2 separate regions of the Homo sapiens genome follow, and region 1 is linked to region 2. The links are chromatin contacts, found by Hi-C or POLR2A ChIA-PET in ENCODE. All regions are on one chromosome and are shown on one strand. Each heading gives the region's core, a stretch centred on a gene start or an enhancer-like site at or near the end of the contact. The rest is flanking DNA. Distances are from core to core; before and after follow the strand shown. Region 1 has its middle 32 kb from the start of BPGM. Region 2 holds the start of CALD1 (caldesmon 1).

Region 1 (3,623 bases), core at 301-2,800, 170 kb before region 2:
TTATTAAAGGACTTGAAGGCACCTGTTAGCTTCTTCTGTCTTTTCTGCCATGTGAGGATGCTGCAAGAAGGCACCCTCACCAATTACTGAAGCTGCCAGCACCATGATCTCAGACTTCTCAGCCTCTAGCACTGTAAGAAATACATTTCTATTGCTTATAAATTCCCCCATCTAAGACATTTTGTTATAGCAGCAGGAACAGACTAAGGCAGTATATTAGTCCATTTTCAAGCTGCTGATAAAGACATACCCAAGGCTGGGTAGTTTATAAAGAAAAAGAGGTTTAATAGACTTACAGTTCCGCGTGGCTGAGAGAGGCCTCACAATCATGGCAGAAGGCGAGAAGCACATTTTACAAGGTGGCAGACAAGAGAAAAATGAGAACCATGCGAAAAGGGTTTCCTCTTATAAAACCATCAGATCTCATTAGACTTATTCACTACCATGAGAACAGTATGGGGGAAACTGTCCCCATGATTCAATTATCTCCCACTGGGCCCCTTCCACAACATGTGGGAATTATGGGAGCTACAATTCAAGATGAGATTTGGGTGGGGACACAGCCAAACCATATCAGGCAGCATAAGAAAGATTGATTGAAATTCTAATATTTCCCTTGGTGTTTTAAAAATAATTTATTTAAATTCTTATTTATAAACTGAACCTCAAGATAGAGGAATTGGGAGTAAGACTCCACTAAGGGACAGTGGGAAGGGAGCTGGGAAGCACAGCAGTGACTGGGGTAACTATCAGTACATTCTGATGGGAGGGACTTAGTGGAAAGAGACAGCCCAAAATTCTTGCTGCATCTGCCAGTCAGCATAGTTGAGGTGGGAACAGACAGGGCCCTGTTACTCAGGCACCACTTCTGAATTTGGCATCCTCCAATAAGTCTTTCTTTCGCTGAAGTCCACCCACTACCCCATCCCAGTCTGATCTTGGTCTGAGTATAGGAAGTGAATGGTATACCTCTGTGTCAGACCCTGTGTGCCAAGGGTTCTTTACCTCTGGAGCTGATCACTTAACCTTCAAGTTGAATACTGGAGTCCAGTATCAAAACACCGCATTTACATTAACAAGCATATGCTTCCCCATTCCTTAATCATCAGAAGGAATAGAGTTATTAGAAAGTTGCTAAGGTGTTAGAAATCCATCAGTTGTCTGAGAAAGTTAGTGGAAGGATGCAGTAGAACAACACATTTAAAATGACTACCACTTCCTGGCACAGAGTAGATATTCAATATCAAGTTTCCTCTCTGTTGTTTTCCTACACAAGAGAGTGGCACAGAGTAAGTAATATCTGTCCTATAAACACTCACCATGGCTATCCCTCCCTGCCCTGCTAAAAGAAGACATAGTATATCCTCCCATTAATTTCTTTCCCCATTCCTACAGATATTCTTCCTATGAGATGGTGTCATCCTTATCCATTCCTGTTTTCTTCTTCTGGACACCTATGGTTTGTTTCTGTCCGTTTATGATGCAATACCTCAAACAACATTCAGTTCCTCAGATATGAGCTGACTAATGAAGGAGAAACAAAAGGGCTTCTTCCTCTTGGCTTAGATGCAACAATTCTGTTTTTCCAGGCTAAGGATTTCTTCGGGGTTTTGTTTTTCTTTGGTTTGGTTTGGTATAGCGCCACAAGTTGCTGTTGACTCATTTAGCTTCTAGCCAAAGGAAACCCCTGAGCCTCTTTTTCCTCCATGTGATGCTGCTGAGCCATCTCTTCCCCACCCAGATCTTGGAGAGCTGTTTGCTTTTCTAGATCTGAGTAAAGGACCTCTCATACCCAGTAAATTCCATCTTGTTAGATTCATTTTCTTCATTGTAGCCTTTAAGCACATTAACTATCCTGTTCCATCACCACTCCACATATCTTCTTCAAATTAGATTGATTTTCCAGTGATGTTCTTTATTGAAGACATTGCTAAAAAGCCTAAGTAGGACAGGAGACAACACTGAGCCCTGTGACCTGCCACAAGAAGCCTCTTAACAGGTTGAAAGAGAATTCATTAAACAGAACTCTTTTGGTATGGTCATTCAACTGGATGTGAATTCACCTAATTGATCTAGAATCCAGTTCATATTATTACACATTTTCTTTTTTTTTTTTCTTTTATATTTAGATGGAATCTCGCTGTCACCCAGGCTGTAGTGCAGTGGCCTGATCTTGGCTCACTGCAACCTCTGCCTCCCGGGTTCAAGCGATTCTCCTGCCTCAGCCTCCCAAGTAGCTGGGATTACAGATGCCTGCCACCACGCCTAGCTAATTTTTTGTATTTTTAGTAGAGATGAGGTTTCACTGTGTTAGCCAGGATGGTCTCGATCTCCTGACCTTGTGATCCACCCGTCTCGGCCTCCCAAAGTGCTGGGATTACAGCCATGAGCCACAGCGCCCGGCCTATTACATATTTTCTAAAACAAATCATGAGATATCTTGCCAAATGCTTTGTTCAAGTCACATCTACAATTTTTGCGGCACTCACTTCATCTTCCAGTCTAGAAAGTCTATCAAAAATGAAAATAATTCTACTGTAGAATGGTTTACTCTTTGTGAATACTGTTTATTAATGTTTGAAATGTACCACCCCTCTCCATTGCCCTCACCCATTAAAAAACTCATTTTCTAAAATGTGCCTCCCGCCGCCCCACTTTTTTTTTTTTGAGGCAGAGTCTCGCTCTGTCACCCAGACTGGAGTGCAATGGTGTGATCTCAGCCCACTGCAACCTCCGCCTCCCAGGTTCAAGCAATTCTCTTGCCTCAGCCTCCCGAGTAGCTGGGACTATAGGTGTGTGCCACCACACCCGGCTAAGTTTTGTATTTTTAGTAGAGATGGGGTTTCGCCATGTTGACCGGGCTGGTCTCAAACTCCTGACCTCAAGTGATCTGCCTGCCTTGGCCACCCAAAGTGCTGTGATTACTGGCATGAGCCACCACACCTGGCCTCAAATGTACCCCTTTTTTCATAGAGACAGTACAGCACTGTGATCCAAAGTGTGGCTTGAATCCTGGCTCCTCTACCTTCTGGCTGTGCTGACATGGGCACGTCGCCTTGGCTATCTGTCCCTCAGGTTCTTAATCAGTAAAATGAGAACAATGATAGAACCCACATCATAGGATTAGTATAAGGATTGAATCACTTCACATTGATAAAGCATTTAGAAGCATTTCTGGCACTTTAGTAAGCAAAATATGATTCTGGAATTTGGAAGATATTTGAGCTAGAGATATAAACATGGGAGTCTTTGGCATATCAATAGTATTTGTTTTACCTTGGGTTCCCCTAGAAGCAGATCCTGACAAGGATGTTAGTGTAAATACTTTATTTGGGAGGAGAGTCCAAGAAATACTGGTGGAGAAATGGGGAATTGAGACAGGAAAAGGAAGGACGTCAATAAACGGTGCATTATGAAGTAAGTTACTCTTGCAGATAACAGATGTTTAGTTCCATTGTGGGACTCTGGGAGACAGTGTAGAAGAGGCCTTAAAGTTATCCTAACTGAGGGACCAGAAAGCTAAATAATTATCCATCAAACCTCAACCGTCTTTGGCCAAGGCCTGCTTTGGGGGCTTAACTCTTCAGCAGTTCCAGCTTCTCTGCAAGAGAGTCCAGAGCTCC
Region 2 (3,343 bases), core at 579-3,078:
AGCAGTTTACCAGACTATGTAGTATTATTCTATCTTTCCTTCCTGTCAGATATGGGATGTCCCCATCAGCAAAACTGGCCGTGTTCCGAAAATTTATTTCTAAATCATTTATCTGGGATCAGAAGACATTTTCCCACAGGAACAATTTTATAAACAGTGGTGTTCCACAAATGCCTGCTTGTGCCACAGTGTACCTGAAATGCAACATTGACTGTATGATTCCCACCAACCATTATTTATTCTTTTCTCTGGGAAAGTGCATTCCTCTTGGGATGCCTGAGGCTCATCTCTCCCTCTGCCTGGGAGCCTCAGCTATAGTTTTTTGGGCTGTGCAGCAGTAGCAGTCAGGAAGAGGGGAGGGAAGCAACCTTCCCAAAAAAGAGATGAGTGTAGAGAGTTGATATGGATGCCTCTGGGTAACTTGTTAATGCTGGAAGGCTGAAGAAGGAAACCAACAGTGCGAACTGGCTACTTCCCAACTGTTCTAAAAGAGGCACAAAGGGCAGGGACATTTTCGTAAACAGAGATCATTTCTAAGTCACATCTTCATAAACAGGGAAAGGCATATAGTAAAACCTCCCATTTTTAAAGACCAGTATCTGGACTTGTAATTAGCCAGGAAAAATATTGTGAAACTTCTTGGTCAGTGATGAAACAGTCTCAAACATATAACAATGAGACATAGATCTTGCACCTATCCCCAGGCCTGACAAATAGTAAGTGCTCCAAAAAAAGGGGATTTCAATTTTAATTAAGTACTAATTGAGTGAATTCTGTATTGAAAAGGACAAGACTATGTGTGGGCCAGTTACCTTAATTCTCATTAGCATCTACTAATTCTGACCCTCTTATAGCACACATCCTAACCATGAAGAGTTGGTCGGAGCACTTTCAAGACGTCACCTGAACATTATGTCACCTCTGCGGGATATATGCATCTGTCTACCCCAGCCCAAAGCAGGTGGTGGGTCTCTTCATACCCTCTCTGATGTGCATCAATTTCTAGGAATTTCTAGTACTATCTCCACATCACCAAATCTGAGGAAACAAAAGAGATAAGGAGAGGAAAGTGAAGCCAGTGAGGATATCCAAGCCTGTAGGACCTTAGGTTTATTCTGGCCAGTATTACCTGCTAAAAAAGACCTACGCTTTTGGTTTCCCTTTGGTCACTTATTTTTATAACACATGCAGACGTATTTTGGGGAGGTGTGCCTCTTTCAGGCTAGAATTTAGTCTGCTCAGCAGACCCGGGTCCTGTCTCCTTCAGGTTTTAGAATTGCATAACAATTTAAACTCATTTTGTATGTGCAAGTACTTTGAAAAGAAATATACTATTAAGACTCCCTCTGGTAAGAAGCCTTCCCCACCCCCACGCCCAATAAACTGATCTGTTAACTTTTTGTTTCAGAGACTGTGCTTTCTTTTTATTGCTGCATTTGTGTTCTACAAGACAGCCTCTTTCTCCAAGATTAACATTTCTTATGATTGTTCCTGACAATGGATTCACTTCCAGAGGCCCTGCTAAGGATAACCAAAAAAGGGCATGGAGCAGGCTGGTTTTGGCAGCGTGCACGCAGTTTCAGAGCTTTTTAGGTCTTGGGTTTTCTGATGAGTGATTTCCTGAGCATGCCTAGGGAATGACAGGCATCTCCACAGGCAGGCTGCATCCACCTTGGCTGGGGTGTCGTCATTGGCTGCCTATTAGAAAAACGACAGGACAATGCATACCACCGCCTCCCGACTGTAAACATAGGGGATATGTGTTCACTTAGCATGGACTTCTGGGAGGGGCCAAGGAAGGGCGGTCTGGAGTTTTATTGAATAGAGCAGTGTGTATTCGGCTGCCTGCCTGCCCGCCTGCTTGCTCTCTGGCTGTGCTCCTGCTTAAAGAAATCAGTCCTTCCTTTCCGACTTAGTCCTCGGGAAGAAGTTTCAGACTACAAGGTAAGGCACAGAAGGCTTTCTTTTTTATCTTCTAGAGAGAATCTGGGGACTTTCTCCGGCTTTCAGTCAACATTCCTGGCTAAGGTAGCTGGAGATGCAAGAATGTTCAAGGCAATAAACCATGCAAACTCCCGAGCCTGACTGGGCTTCACTGCCATACGGATATTCCCGGAAGGCAAACAGGATGAGATTTCCAGTTTTGTTTTTAGAATTGGGACAAGAAGAGTGACCATATAGAGACTTACATTTAGGGAACACTGGCAACTTTGATTAGGATAGCCTTTTGTTTAGGACAGCCATATGAGATTATACCTGATATCCAAAGGCCAGTGTTAGCAAGCCTACTGCACCAGACTGCTCACACAGTCTCTTCTGCATCTTTTATTGCCAAAGATTTGAAGAGGTTTTGCTTTAAAAACAAAATCAACAATCCTTTAGGTTGATGAGAAGCCAAAAGGGAATGATTTTTTTAACCAAAGGCTTTTGCGTTATAGTCTGCTGCCAGTATTTAAAACTAGACTTCCAGAGTTGCAAGGAAATACGGTCAGAGATGGAGAGATCACTAGCACCTAGCACTGGTTGGGTTAATGTCACTGATGGGATATTTGCTAAGACAGAAGATGCCTAGGCTGGTCTGTTTCCTATAAAACCTAATAACAAGAGAATGCATGCGCTAGTGGGTGTGTTTTTTTAGAAAGCACATTTAACGTCCTACCAAACTATTTTTTAAGAAATCTTTTTTTCTGTTTGAAAGTGTGCCTGAGTGTGTCTAGAGAATCTAAAGAGATGTCGATTGGCAATGTGTTTCAGAAAGGAAGGAGGCAGGCTTTTATATCTAGATAGACATATTTGGGTGTCTGAAACAGTAGTACAAGGCAGCTAGTTGGTAGTAGCCTGGAATTCCTTTTAGAAAGAGCTGATGGCAAGGGGTGGGGGAATTTTAGTGCTGTGGCAATACATGGTCAAAAAAAGTGGATGAGAACAAAGTGCTTGATATTTATAGATGCCTTCTATTAACAGGACTATGCAGATGGACTTGTAAACTGAAAATCCTTCTAATGTGTTTGTCAAAACCAGACATATACAGCTAGAACCTGAGTGAAGACTAGATGCTATATGGCAAGCAGGGTAAATCTGATGATTTTTTAGTAGTGCTGGCTATTAAAGACTACCAGCTGCAAATGACTGATTCAACTGGATTTTATTCCATGCAATGCGGTAGTTTGGGGTTGAGATTCATTAAATAAAGTTTTCTCTTTGTATTTAGAAGTTTGGGGATAATTTTCTTGGGAATGCCTATTTCTCCTTCTAGAAGTGATATATGAGAACAGAATTCCTTGTGAATTTCCTTCCCTGGAACAGTTCTGAGTAAGTGTGAGAGAAAAGCTGCAGGCAAAAG

What was found. Hi-C counts contacts between places; a loop is a spot of excess contacts on that map. ChIA-PET counts read pairs that join two places held with the same protein, here RNA polymerase II (POLR2A). Pooled maps may share reads with other maps.
Region 1: a loop to region 2 is called in a map of endothelial cell of umbilical vein, with 5 times the contacts of the local background. The contact joins the enhancer-like site here to the promoter of CALD1 in region 2. A Hi-C loop is called at or near these places in 1 of 168 maps with a recorded cell type or tissue (endothelial cell of umbilical vein) and 1 of 50 pooled maps. POLR2A ChIA-PET finds 5 or more read pairs at or near these places in 3 of 52 experiments (MCF 10A, OCI-LY7 and T-cell).

What each region holds. Positions count from the first base shown.
Region 1 is chr7:134,612,546-134,616,168 of GRCh38, forward strand. No RefSeq gene overlaps it. Among named protein-coding and RNA genes, the nearest start is that of BPGM, 32 kb to the right of the region's middle. Within about 2 kb of position 1,551, at least 7 of the 41 ENCODE cell types and tissues checked have a DNase peak (open chromatin) inside an H3K27ac peak, as active enhancers do; they include endothelial cell of umbilical vein, where a contact is called at or near this core.
Region 2 is chr7:134,777,806-134,781,148 of GRCh38, forward strand. CALD1 (caldesmon 1) reads left to right here and starts at 1,829. Exons shown (of 15, transcript NM_033138.4): 1 at 1,829-1,944. The region is part of intron 1 of LOC124901750 (a long non-coding RNA gene); the gene reads right to left.